Linked DNA regions of Mus musculus: region 1 is linked to region 2. The links are chromatin contacts, found by Hi-C in ENCODE. All regions are on one chromosome and are shown on one strand. The core of a region is the stretch at or near the end of the contact, and the rest is flanking DNA. Distances in the headings are between cores, read along the strand shown. Region 1 overlaps Adamts9 (a disintegrin-like and metallopeptidase (reprolysin type) with thrombospondin type 1 motif, 9). Region 2 holds the start of Adamts9 (a disintegrin-like and metallopeptidase (reprolysin type) with thrombospondin type 1 motif, 9).

Region 1 (6,428 bases), core at 2,711-5,210, 140 kb after region 2:
TCTGGCTAAGCCATCAGACTGACTGAAAGAATAAGGGCTTGGAGCTGTGTGAGGCTTCATCTCACCCCCCACCTTATTTGTCTCTTGCAGTGTACCAAGACGTGTGGCGAAGGCTCCCGGTACCGGCAGGTGGTATGCGTAGCAGAGGACCAAAGTGAGGTGCACAGCACACACTGTGACTCAGACCAGCGGCCTCCAGACCGTGAGAGCTGCAGCCTACAGCCCTGCGAGTACGTGTGGATCACAGGAGAATGGTCTGAGGTACTGTTCTGGGGAATCTGTGGTGCCTTCAGTGTAGGAGCAGCAGAATAATGGGACAGGAAACCTACCTTCCAGGTCTACTTCTGAAAATCATGGGTTCTCACCCAATGCCAAGTTCCCTGAGTTCTGCATTCTGTGAGACACCTTGATTTTCTTTTAATAGTGATAAAAAGGGAATTATAACAGGGACTGATAATTCATAAGACACCTTTAGTTGACAGCAGAAGGTTGTATCTTGAGGCTAGGGAGAAAGCTGAGTGAATAAAAGTGTTTGCAGTGCCAGCATGAGGGCCTGAGTTCAAATCCCCAGAGCCTATAGAAGTTGGGCATCATAACTTGAGCATGTGTAACCTCAGCACCCCTACTGGGAGATGGGAAGTAAAGGAAAGGGGATGCTTATAAACCTGTGGTCCACAGAGCCTGTTGTATGCAGAGGAAGGACAAGATAGAGACCCGGTCTCTAAGCAAGGTGGAAGGTGAGAATAGATACCAACACATACCCTGTGGTATGTGCACACCACAGTCACACAAATGAACTTCAGCGCACACCTAGACAAACACAGATCATATACAAACAAACATATACACACACTAAAAAAAATAAAGATAATACCTTAGGGTAGGTATTACCTAGGTAGAGGTAGGGACTGTAATAAGTTGGTCCATATGACCAGACACTCTTCTTTTGTGGTAGTAATAGTTGTCCACAAACATGAATCCACCATTCCCCACCTGGAATTCTCCAAAAAGAGGACCAAAGTCTGGACTTTGATATGTAGTCTCTTCACTTGGAAAGGAGGCCTAACATTTCTATTTGAAACCAATGTATAGGCAAACCCAAATGTTTCCTGCAAGCCAGGTATGGGTTGTCCATTTAAGCACCTTGGTTCCAGCAAAACCAAAGAATGTTCTGTGATATCTAACGACTCTCAAGCCTTTATTTTCCCTATGGGCCCCTGAGGGCAATGCCTACGTAGACACCTTTAGTTATTAATAAAACAATACCAATAACAGCACGATTATCTGATCTTCAGCTATTGGTATTTTCAAAGCACTAAAGTACTAAAAGATCTAAACTTCAGAAGCATTACAGTTGCCCAAAAAGAACACCCAGATTCAAAGTGGAAACACCTTGGTTCACAGTAGAGGGGACAGAGATGGTAGGTAACATACATGTTTGCATGGGGTCTCTCCATACAGACCAGAAAGTTCTCCCTCAAATGACATGAGCATTTGCCCCTAGATGATATAGTTGATGTGTGTTGAACTGTGTCTGTATTCAAATCGGTCCAAAGAGTCTTTTCCAACCATGTCCCCTCATCCTGTACTCTACGGCGCTGATTTTTGTCCTACTGGAAGACATTTGTCAATGTTAGGAGACATGTCTGGTTGTCACAGCTATGACAGAGGGCTATTTCTTGTATCTGGTAGGTGGTGTCCAGGGTCATTACAAAGTGATGGACAGTTAACTGGACCTGACCACAGAACACACTTATATGTCTGAATTCTAGAGTTCTAGAATAAAGGGCCCTGCTCTGCCATGACTCACGTGTCTCCAGATAGCAAGAAGAGCCCTTAAACAGTGAAGGGAGATGGCTTAGTAGATACAATGCTTGCTGTGTACGCATGAGAACCTAAGTTCAAACCCCCAAGACTCATGTGAAAAGCCAGGCATGCCAACACATATCTGCAATTCCAGAGCTTATAGGCAGCAGCAGAGAGTTCTCCCCAGATCCCACTGGCCATCCAGCCTAGCCAGTGAGTTCAAAGTTCAGTGAGAAACCTTTCAAAAACTATGAGACAGTGATGGAAAAAAGCATCCAGCATTGAACTTTAGCTGCTACATCTGTACCCATGATCATGTGTGCACACGCATGCATGCACACACAAACACACACACAGTGAAGAAAAAACATTAGAATATGCATTTATACAGTTGCTGGCCAGGAACAGATGAGTCCAGATGAGTGTCCAGAAAATTCATGGACTGGCTTAAGGCAAGGCTTCCAAGCACTCAGACCCAGCAAGGGAAGTGTGGGAAGGGTCCATGGATATACTTCCTCTCTTCTCATCCCTTTGTTCTTCTGCTCCTTGTCAGACATGGGCTCCAACTTCTAGCTATTTCAAGAGACTCACCTCCCCTGGCTCTCAGGATGGGGAGAGCTCTCCCTGCCACCCTCCTTCTGCCCATCCACAGGTCTCTTTGTCTCTGTGTCTTTCCAGCCTTCTGCCTCCTAGCAGATTCCTCTTCTTGGCTCTGGTTCCTCTGGCTGAAGTTGCTGTGCCTCCCACTCAGTCAAGACTGACATCTTCCTCTTGGTTAGCCAATTATCTGGGGCTTTATTATGCTAAGAGACTTTTGGTCTCTTTCTGAGAGTCATGCTATACCTGTGTGCGACCTTAATCAAACCTCAATCATCAACAGACGAGAGAGAGCATGGCCTAGTGTTTGTGTGCATGTATGCCAGTTTTAGACACCAGGCTTCTTATTACACTAGAAGCCACCAAGTAGGCTAGGCTGGCTGGACAGAAAGCCTCATAGATCCACAGATCTCTGCCTTCAGAGTGCTGGGATTTCATGTGCATGCCACCACTGCTGGCTTCTTCTGCCAGGGTTCTGGGAACCAAACTTAACTCCCTTTAATTACACAGCAAGCACATTACTCACTGGGATGTCTCCTCAGGCCCCGAAGAACATCTTTTGGAACATAGCTTCCCACAGTTCCACAGGGTTTCAAGTATGCTACAGATTGAAATTAAACCTGCATATTTTTTTATAGCAAATGATTGGAAACAGATTTGGGGACAAGCACAAGAACAACAGCACAGGGCCAGGGGCTGCAAGGGAGAGGCTGGCCCTAGAACAGCTCCTAGAAACTGTGTTTGAAGATGCTAGAGCCACTGCAAGGCATTCCCCCACTCAGAACTTTGCTTTGTCAGAGTTCTTTGTGTTTTGTTCAGCGTTCGCCCTACCTGAGTGTGTCAAGCCTAGGACAGATATGTGAAGGGGAGTTGTAAGGAACATGTGTGAGTTCAACAGGAAGCCTGAAATACAGTCCTGGTGAACACACGCGTGTTTGTCTTCCTTTGTTGTTGCAGTCAAGTCAGACAAATGAAAAGTTACCCATGGTGAGCTTTACACATAAGGCCACAGCATGTGGAGTCTACTTTACCACACAACTTCAAAACCCTGGCCTAGCAGCGTGGGAGGAGCTGGAAGCCATCAACTCTTTCCTATCACCGTTGTCAACTGGCCCTTAGTGTTGAGTTGTACTGGATGCTTCTCAGGGGTCTCAAGGCCTCTGACCATGTTTTTGGATCAGGTTCATCAGCAAATGTGTGTTTCCTTGAGATGTACAGCTATCGGGCATGCCACTTTTGCTTTTGCTTTCTAGGGGCTGGGGTCTCAGCATCTGCTTTCTCTGGATATAGCCCTAGGGAAGTCAGTACAGACCGAGACCATGAAGGCATGAGGTCATACCCTCTAGAACACCCACAGCTCAGTTAGGCAGAGCTTGTCAACATTGCTCTACACTGACACACTGGGGTAGCCTAAAGTGCCCTGGCCAGGAGTCAGCTGGGTCTTCCAGCGTGTGAGCAGCAGCAGCAGCCAACGAAGGAAGAAATAAGGATGGCCCATTTCCAGGTCTCCAGCCAGCTGGGGGGGCGGGGGGAGGGCTCGGAGATGCTCAGCATGCCTCTGGCTGACTTTCTTCTAGCTTGTTGCTAGGATTTCTTCAAGGCCCGCCCAGGAAGGCTAAAGGAAAAGAAAATGGAGTGGCTTAAAGCAGCAGGGCAAGAGATGCCAGGCAGACATGGTGATTTTTAAATATCCTCAAGGATTAATGAATATTGGTCCTTCTCCCCTGAAAAACATGACATGCATGTGACATACTACTTCCATGTCCTGCAGAGCCCGAGGTCTGGGGAAGAGGTATAGAGAAGACTGACCCCACTCTACATTTGCACAGTGCCTTTACAAAGAATGGCACTTATTCAATGCCACTGCCTAGAAGTGTCATCTGAATGTCATGGACTATAACTTAGCTTTAATTTATTATTACTATTAGCATATGTTAATTATACACCATAATGGGCATCACTATGAAAATTTCATGCAATGAGCCTCTCTTGCCCTCTCCTATCCCCACGATTCCCTTCTTTGCTAGTCCCTCTTCTACTGCGTGCATGCGTGCGTGCGTGCGTGCGAGCGAGCGAGCGTGTGGTTAGAGTTTCATTAGTATTGCTAACAGGAGTGTGGATGAGAAGTTGTTTACAGAAGTAAATGTTGGGCTACACCACTGAAGAAAATGTTTCTCTCTCTCTGACCAAGCATTAATTTTGTACAGCTCCTCAGAGAGGGGCGGGGCTTGTGAGCTCCTCCTCCTTTACGTCACCAGAAGCTGGTTGGCTCAATCTCCTGAAACTCTAATACAGGTCACCAGAGCTTCTATGCACTCAAGAGTGCCACAGCCATACCATGCCCAGAAGGCTCCAAGAAACTCTCCTCCTCCTCTGGCCCTAACATTCCTTCCGTTCTGCCCTGTCTTCCACAATCTTACCTGAGCCGTGGAAGGGGTCATAGGATGTCTTATTTGTGGCTGAGCACCTAACAGTCTTATTTTCAGCTTTGCCCAGTCATGAGTCTCTGTAATTACTGCAAGAAGCAGCATCTCTCACCAGAGCTGACAGCTGCACTAAGCCAGGGACATAAATGTAATTATTTAAAAGGCAATTGACATCGCGTCACGTCCACTGATGCCCAAGTGGCAAGCTGGCAGTGTCTGAGTAAAACTGTTGCTGGCAATTCTCCTCACCTGCAGAGCACATTCCATCACGGTGGAAAGGGGAGGAAGCTTCCAGCCCGATGCCAGCTTGGTTTCCCTAGGCCCTGCAGCCAAAGTGTATGGTGGCAACCGACCGCAGCAACGATTGCCTGTATTGTTTTACTTTGGGGGTGGGGAGGAGGGCATGGGTCTTGGAAATCTCCCTGACCAAAAGCTCACAGGGAGGTAGCCCACCCCATCATTGAGATTTCAGTTTTTAATCTGTGGTTTGTGAGGTCCACTTTACCCACCTATTCAGGAAACTGTTTTTAGTAAAATTTTAGCTTTACTTTTTAGTTGGCTTACCAATTATCACACTTGCAACTTTTCCGTATGTCCTTAGCTCTCACTGACCCCTCAAACCACCCTCTCTCCTCTCCCTGCTCTGCCCACCCTCTCCACTTAAGTCACGCTCCCCAGTATCCCTCCTGCTGCTTTCAGGAGTTCTAGTACCCTCCCCTGCTCCACTCTCAACCATCCTACTCCACCCCCACCATGGTCTCTTTCTAGTTTCCTGGCTTCCCCACATACTCACTCCCACATAAACATACATATGTAGAAATTAGCAGCTGGAACCTGCAAATGAAAGAGACCATGCAGTGTTTGACATTTTGAGTCTGGGTTACCTCACTGAACAGACAGTTTTCCAACTCTGTCCATTTTCCTGAAGATTTAATAATTTCATGTTTATGAATGGCTGGATTAAGTTTCATTGTGTATGTGCACTGTATTTTTTAAAGATTTTATTCTTTATTATGTATATATGTATGGGTCTGTGCGAGGCTGTGCACCTCAGTGCAGTATTCAATGAGGCCAAAAGAAGATGTCAGGTATGACAAAACTGGAGTTGCAGAGATGATTGTGAGCCACCTGATGTGGGTGTTGGGAATCAAACTCAGGCCCTCTGTGGGAGCATGTGTCTAATCAAGAAGCCATCTCTCAGGGCTTGAGAGATGGCTCAGTGGTTAAGAGCACAGACTGCTCTTCCAAAGGTCCTATGCTCAATTCCTAGCAACCATGTGGTAGCTTACAACCATCTGTAATGGGATCTGATGCTCTCCTCTGGTGTGTCTGAAGAGAGCAACAGTATACTCACATGCATAAGATAAACAAGTCTTTTAAAAAAAAGGAGACGCCATCTCTCCAGCCTTTGCTCCACATCTTCGTTATCCATTCTTCAGTTGATGAACACTTAAGCCGATCCCATTCCTATTTATTGTGCATAGAGCTGCAATAAATATGCAAATATCTGGGTAGTAGAATATAGAGTTCTAGGGCTATATTTCCAGAACAGCGTATCTGGTTGTTCTAGATTTTGGTTTTAGGGGAAACTTCTGCATT
Region 2 (7,407 bases), core at 1,050-3,549:
GGTCACCCGCAGCTCAGGAGGTCACCCGCAGCTCAGGAGGTCACCCGCAGCTCAGGAGGTCACCCGCAGGTGCTTTGGTCCTTCTTTTCCCATCAGCTGCAAACAGAATCTGACCTTAACCTTTTAGAGGTAAAGCAAAGGAGTGAAGCTACACAGGAGAACATGTGTCCCTCCCTGTAGTAATTTCTTAAGATATTTTTAATTGCATGTATGTGCATATGTGTACAGGGGTTTGGGGGAGTGGCTAGAAGAAAGTGTGGGATCTCCTGAAACAAGTTACAAACAGCTGTAATCGTCCAAACGTGGGCAGCAGAAACCAAACTCAGGACCTGTCTCTGTAAAGGTAAGTGTTCCTTACCAAGGAGCTGTCTCTTCAGCCTCTCCTGTGGTAATGCCTGTGCAGTTAGCATCTCCTGATCAGGAGGTGTCTGAATTAAGATTGAGGAGTTCCCTGGTAGAAGATACTTTCAGAAGGGCTAGGCAGGTGAGTAACTGTGTAGAGGTGCTGTTACATCTCCACTGAAGTCAGTTCTTGTGGACTGATTTCCATGCTCAGCTTCTGGCAACTTCCAGGCACAATAATTCAGAGGGAGCTTTAGCACCTAATGAAGAGGAAGATGGCATGCTAGAAGAAACTCACTTTTGTGAGTTATTTGGAAGATTCAAGGTTTAAAGTCCCTTTTTAAAATTCGCTGGTTCTTTTGTTTGCTATTTTATTTTTACATTAAGACAGGGTCTCCTGTATGCTTTAGACTGGTCTAGATTTCTCCAACCTCCTCAATAGCGAGATTTCCGAGATCTCCAGTGCACATCCGCACAGGGATACCGGATGCCCAGCCTCTTCACAGTGGCAGTGGTGCCTAACCAATTGGATTAACAACATCTTTAGGAACTGGCAGACCTGCCAAGTCATTTTTCCGCTATCATCAGAACTGTATACATCATTGTTTCCAGGATGGGTGGCACTCCCAGCACACTGTTGGCTGGTCTCTACTGGCACTTTGATATTCTCAGTTCTGAGTGGCTGGCCAAGCAGCAGAGAACTCCGGTTCTAGGAAACTTGGGCGATTATAACTTTATTAGTCATATCAGTTACTGAAAATGCCCTTTCCTTTCCCTTTGAATTGGCGCATCCTCTCCTCTGAGAGCTAAGGAAGAAAGGTGCTTTTTTTAACTATCCATGATTTAACAATCTTCCCTCTTTACTTCCTCCCCCTTCTCCCTCTGTTCCTTTCTCCTTTTCTAGAGTTCTGACTTCCAAATGTCTATCTTCAACCCGAGGGAGATGATGGATAACTTGAACTATCTGCTTGGAGCCACTTCCCTGCTTGCATCCTCTCTAATTCTGAGAGCAAGCGGAAGTGACTGGAAATCCCTGGAGGTTCGAGTGCCTTCCCCGGGACCTATGGCCTCACAGTCCTTCCCTACTCCCTTCCCCTCAAATGTCGGGCAGAGTTGGGGGCTTCCAAGTCCCCACCCTCTCTAACCGCACAGTAAGCGTCTTAACCTTTTTTTGGGGGGGGGGGGGCTACAGAAACCTGTAGAGCTCTCGCCACAGGGACAGAGGTCCCGGGAAGACCCGGGTTTAAACAGTTGCGAAACTTTCAGAGAACTGCGGATCAGAAACACAACTAGAACTACTGGACTGAAATAGATCCCTGCCTTTAAAACTCTTGACTTGGGGCAATTAAGTAGAGTGGAGCTCAGGTGACAAATCTGGTTCATAGTGATCAAGTGTAGGACTAGGACGGCGCAAGGCTACTTTTTTTTTTTTTTTTCCTCTTGTAAGGAATGCCAAGTTGGGTGATGGAAAGAGACGGGGGCAGAATGAAGAGGACAGGCAGATACGGAGAAGTGGAGATGGCTCAGTAGAAAGCGGAGAAGGAAGAGACCATCAGAGAAAAGGGACATGGGCCCAAAGAGACCTACACCAAGACCTGGCGAGAGAGAGATTCCAAACCGGAGACCAAAGTAGGAAAGGGGAATCGGAGTGGGTGGCTGAGCGCCACCTCAGAGAGAGAGAACTTTCTCTGCTCTCCCTCCTTCTCAGGGAATCTCTGCTAACCCCACCTCGGGGAGGTGACGCGGACGGCCACCGATTGCTCCGGCACTGCCGGCGCCTCTGGCCTCCGCCTCCGGCAGCTGGAGGGGCCTAAAGCGGTGAGTCCTGGCACCCGCGGCCGAGGAGGGGACAGGATCTACAAGGAGGCGGGCCGCCTGCCCCGTTTTCTCCTCCCCTCTCCTCCTCCTGGAGGCGTGCACCTAGGGTATTTGAGCGCCCGCGGGGGCCCCCGCCCCCTGGCCCCCCATTCAAGAAGCGGCTCGGCTAACTCAGCCAGCAAAGGGCGCCCGGCGCGCCTCGGAGCGCACGTTCCGCGCCTTCTCCTGCCCGCAGGCTGGACATTATGCGGCCGAGCCGCCGAGCCCTAGTCCTCCGCCTCCTTCTCCTCCTCCTGCGGCCCGAGCGCCTCAGCTCACGGCAGGCGGCAGCGTTGCTCAGCGGAGCGCAGACGGGACCCTCTCTGCAGGACCTCAGCGACTCCTAAAGTCAAAAAGTTGGCGGCAGGGCGCCGGGGTTCCGCGCGCTCTCCAAGGCTGCTGCCTCGCGTCGCCGCCAGCCACCAAAGCCGGCAGGAGGGAGGGGGTGGGAGAAGCGGGGGGAGGGGTGAGGAGCACCATGCAGTTAGTATCCTGGGCCACACTGCTAACGCTCCTGGTGCCGGACCTGGTTGAGATGAGGAGCCCTGACTCCGCGGCGGCCGTGCGCAAGGACAGGCTGCACCCGAGGCAAGGTAACATGGCTCTGAACCCTGAAGCCCCCCCCCCACGCCCCCACACACTCCATCGCCACCTTCTTGAACACGCTCTGGGGCGGGCACCCCGCAGTAGAGGCCTCTCTCCTTTTCCTAGAAAGAATTACCTCTCCTTTCGGAACCTCTCCCTTCTCTGGGTCATCCTTAGTCAACTATTAGGGAAGGAAGCACTGCAAGAATTTTAGGGCCACCCCCACCCCCAGTCCTTTTTACCTGACTTTTTTTACCCTCCTTATCCCTTGACCCAAACCAGTCCTAATTAATAGCTTGGATCACCAGATAGCACACATTTTATTTTATTTAGGATATTTATCAGAATCTGTAATTATTTTATGTTTTTATATTTGTTCATTGTCTGACTTCAAATGCTGTAGTCTCGGCCCCTCACCTAGTTCTCGGCTGTTACTATTACAGTAGGCGCTCAACAAATATTTATCCAGTGGTGGAGCGTGAAGGAATTGACTCGAAGTGGCTGCGAAATAAATTAGGACAAAGCCCCCCATCTTCTTTTTAAATTAAAGCTTTCGGGGGAAATGACTGATTAGCTCACTTGCCTCTGTTTCTCCCTGCAGTGAAATTATTAGAGAGTCTGAGCGAATATGAGATCGCGTCTCCCATCCGAGTGAACCCCCTCGGGGAACCCTTTCCCACGAACGTGCACTTCAAAAGAAGGCGGCGAAGCATTAACTCTGCCTCTGACCCCTGGCCTGCCTTCGCCTCCTCTTCGTCTTCCTCTACCTCTTCCCAGGAGCACTACCGCCTCTCAGCCTTCGGCCAGCAGTTTCTATTTAATCTCACCGCCCATACCGGATTTATCGCTCCACTGTTCACTGTCACCCTCCTTGGAGAGCCAGGGGTAAACCAGACCAAGCTGTATTCCGAGGAGGAAATGGAACTTAGGCACTGTTTCTACAAAGGCCATGTCAATACCAAGTCCGAGCACACTGCGGTCATCAGCCTGTGCTCCGGAATGGTAAGTGGGCGCGTGCCCCTTCCCTCCTCCCCGCCTCCTCGTCTGCTTTTTTAAGACTTAATTGCACCCTAGTCTGAACCTACCGAGTCTATGCTCTGGCGTTAAATATCAACCCTGGCTTAGTTCTCGGGAATTGGGGGTCCACCAGCATAGTGTGTGCTCTTACACTCGAGAAGAGAAGAGTGTACACATCTGTCCCCCAGAGGGTCGTGTATCATTTGGAGCTGTCTTAGATCGGATGGATTGGGTTTGCTGTAAGCAGCCCAACTCTGCAGAGTAGGTTGCATGTCGGTTTACAAACTCAGAGAAAGTTGCTGGGTTGTGGTTTCTTGTAGCAAACTTGGCCGCTCTGGGGCTGTGCAGCTGAGCGCAGGGCGGACTCAACTCCTCATTGGCGCGTCCTGAGTCAGGGTTGTAAACTGACAATCCCTGGACACCCCTACTGGAGTGCTGGGATATCTCATGTTGTGGACGCGGCTATACTACAGTGTCCCCGCGTTCTTTCCTCTCGGAGCCTTTTATCACGTGCAAGGAATTTTGAAACTGAACCAGATTGACAGGGAAGCGGATCCTGTCCGGGGAAAGGAAGGGTGGGCCAAATACTCTGAGAGCCGAGAGTGAAGGCGGAGCCTGTCTCTAAGGCGGTGTTTAGGGTTGGAAGGTGGCGGCGGGGGAGGGGTGGTGCACTGCAGTCCGACTCTGCACCCTGCTGGCGTGGTGACTGGAGGCGCTAGAGTAATGGGAGAGAGCCTGGAGAGGTAGCCTTAAAAAGAACCCTATTCTAGAACCTGTGGCTGTTTCAAAATATAGGAATAGAAATGTATAGCTCATGTTTCTCTAAGAAGGTTGGGAGGACGGATACCACCCAGTGCTGTCAAGTAGGCATTTAGTACGAGATCCAAGTTGGTACCTCCACCTCTTCTTCCTGACCCCTTCATTACCCTCCATTACCCTCCATTGGGGCTAATAAGGTATCGGTCCCCAGCTCCTACGACAGTCGAGAGTCATGTACAATTCTGGACCCAACTAGGGTGGTCCTTCACTTTCCCAAGCGACGTGCGTTTCTACCACGCGCGTATGACGCAGAAACTTTCCCGCGGCTGGCTCTCCCAGCTCACTGCACCGCGCCTTACGCACAATTGGCTATTAAAAGTCTGTGCCCCTGGCGCATTTACCCTCTCCCCTTGACACACACACCCTCCTCCTCCTCTTTCTAAATGGGGGCTTGGGTACTCACTCGCATGCTCGGCTGCCACTTTTGCTGGCTGGTTCTTGCGTCTTAAATTCCAGGTCTGGAGGTTATATCCTTCTTCGACCTCCAAGAGCCTGCTCTTGGATCCCGGCAGGAGCTCCGCAATCCCGAAGACTGGGAGGAGGGAAGGTGGGGTGTGGGGAAGGGGTTGAACCCCTTTGCCCACCAGCTAAGTGCTGGGAATCCTGGCTCCCAAAGAGCTTCCTTGAGATTGATTGGGGGTAGGCGGAGACCGCGGTTTAGCAAGGGGAGGGGATGCTGCGTTGAGTCATCGCGGCCTCAAACCTGGGCCTGGACACAAGAATGGCTCCAGTCTTTGAGAGGTATCACCTAGGTAGACCTAGGCTGAAGTCTTGAGGCGGATCCCAAACAATCAGTGCACCCCACTATTTAAAGTTAGGGACCCCCAAGTCCTGGATCTTAGATACGGCTGCTTGTGTATTTCGTTGGTAAACAGTCTTTACTCCTCCTCTTTCCCCGCCTACACACCGGTGGAATCTGAGTAGCCCCAGCAGTTGTATAAATATTTTTCTGCGTAGGTCCTTAATTTCCATTGGTGGTTTTACATGGTAACACAGTGCACGTGGTCTTCTTGAGAACGGAAAACCGGGGCTCCTGAAAAGACTCTCTGGAGTATACTATCCCCAATAACACGGCATGTAACTTGCAGCATGTCTCTGAGGGGGGGGGGGTCGCTAAGGAAGGGGCTATATATATTTTTTAAATAAGCGAACCAGGTTTTTATGTCTTTAGCCACTAATCTAGCTCAGAGCTTCCTGCCTTCTTTGTCTCCTGGAATTATTTCCTCCCAAGACTCCTCTTTATCATTTCTGTAGCCTCTCTGTATAATGATGTTCCTCACTTTGCCCAGGAAGGCCTCCAGGAAATCTGCCCTCAACAGAGTGATCCGACTCTGTATGCCCCACACCCACACCGCCAACCCACCCCTCCCATTTGCAGTTTTCTGAATCCCATCTCACACATTGCTCGCCTCTGCTGAGGGAATGCCTGTGCCTCAGTTTTGTTTTGGGTTTTTGTTTTTTGTTTGTTTGTTTTTTGTTCTTCTTGTTCTTGTTCTTGTTCTTGTTCTCGTTCTCCTTCTTCTCCTTCTCCTTCCTTTCTTTAGGACAACGGTATGAGAAAGACCTCCATCTACCTGCTTCTCTCCCAGTTTATGTTTTCTTTCTCAACCCCTGCCACACACCAGTATCAGGTCAATAAGCAGGCTTCAAAGTCTCATTGCCACCCTTTGTTCACGTAGCTTCCACACCTCCTTATATCCTAGTGAACAATATCAAACACACAGCTGATAATCAGAGCCTAACATTACATCCTCTCACACATAGCCTATGCCCAATTTCATCTTAGTTCTCTCTTCTGAAATTCTGTATTTCAAGTAGTTGGCTTTATACTTTCTCTAAACTCTCTTAATTTCCAGTGATACATACATATATATATATATATATATATATATATATATATATATATGTATGTATGTATATCCTTTCCTCCTCTTCCTCTGTGTGTGTGTACATTTGCACGAGAATCTATCTCTCCCTCTCCCATACTATAGTTTAGAGGATACATAGTGTGTGTGCGTATGTAATACATGTATTTAAAAAAAGATGGTCACCTAAGTCAGCACAAAACAAGTTGGGTCTCAATGATTATTTCTGAACCAACAACAAAACTGATTTTGTCTCTGTATTGTTACCATTTATTGAGCTTTTGCTGGAGGCTCTGTGATACAATGCCCCAGTCCTCAAAGCTACCTATCTTGCTTATGAGAATATCTGGGCCTTCCTCTCCCAGGCCTCAAGATGCTAAGTGACCAAGTTGGAACTATACTCCTTAAGAGAATGACTAGATTTGTTTTTCCACACTCTGAAATAAAATCAGGATTCTGGGTCCACGAATCAGCACTAACCCCAACCTGCTCTGTCCCACTGAAAAGCAAATCACTTCCTGTCTGTGCCTCCCAGGCTCCTTCTACTGTCCCCCATAGGCCTCACATGCCCTGTGCTTATGAGATACCATACTGACTGCTGACAGAGATACCTTGGCGAGCATAAATGTGCTAACCTGCTGCTTCTCTGGTGATCTGACAATGTGTCACAGACTATACTAAAACTGACTTCTGCCTGAGTCTATGTTCTGGAGTCATGAGGAGAGTTGTGTTAAAACGTCAGGTTCTAGACATCACGCCTAGAAATTCTGAGTCTGGAAATACAGTGTGTCACTTGGAATCTCATCAGAAAAAAAAGTGCTTTTCTCTCAGGCTGCTCTGATCCTCCTTGCTTTGGGAAAGCTTGGCATTTTGTGTGCATTTTCTTGGATTAGACACCTGGGAGGAAAGTGCATTAAAATTC

The links. Hi-C counts contacts between places; a loop is a spot of excess contacts on that map.
Region 1: a map of heart shows a loop between it and region 2 (2.6-fold over the local background). The contact joins the enhancer-like site here to the promoter of Adamts9 in region 2. A Hi-C loop is called at or near these places in 4 of 37 maps with a recorded cell type or tissue (heart and left cerebral cortex).

The regions. Positions count from the first base shown.
Region 1 is chr6:92,800,848-92,807,275 of GRCm38, reverse strand. Adamts9 (a disintegrin-like and metallopeptidase (reprolysin type) with thrombospondin type 1 motif, 9) reads left to right here. Exons shown (of 40, transcript NM_175314.4): 31 at 91-261. Among named protein-coding and RNA genes, the nearest start is that of A730049H05Rik, 12 kb to the left of the region's middle. Within about 2 kb of position 3,960, at least 1 of the 3 ENCODE cell types and tissues checked has a DNase peak (open chromatin) inside an H3K27ac peak, as active enhancers do; it is heart, where a contact is called at or near this core.
Region 2 is chr6:92,938,426-92,945,832 of GRCm38, reverse strand. It overlaps Adamts9 (a disintegrin-like and metallopeptidase (reprolysin type) with thrombospondin type 1 motif, 9), which reads left to right and starts at 2,299. Exons shown (of 40, transcript NM_175314.4): 1 at 2,299-2,792; 2 at 3,386-3,786. The coding sequence starts at 2,678. 9530026P05Rik (RIKEN cDNA 9530026P05 gene) reads right to left here and starts at 5,251. Exons shown (of 3, transcript NR_015530.2): 1 at 5,024-5,251.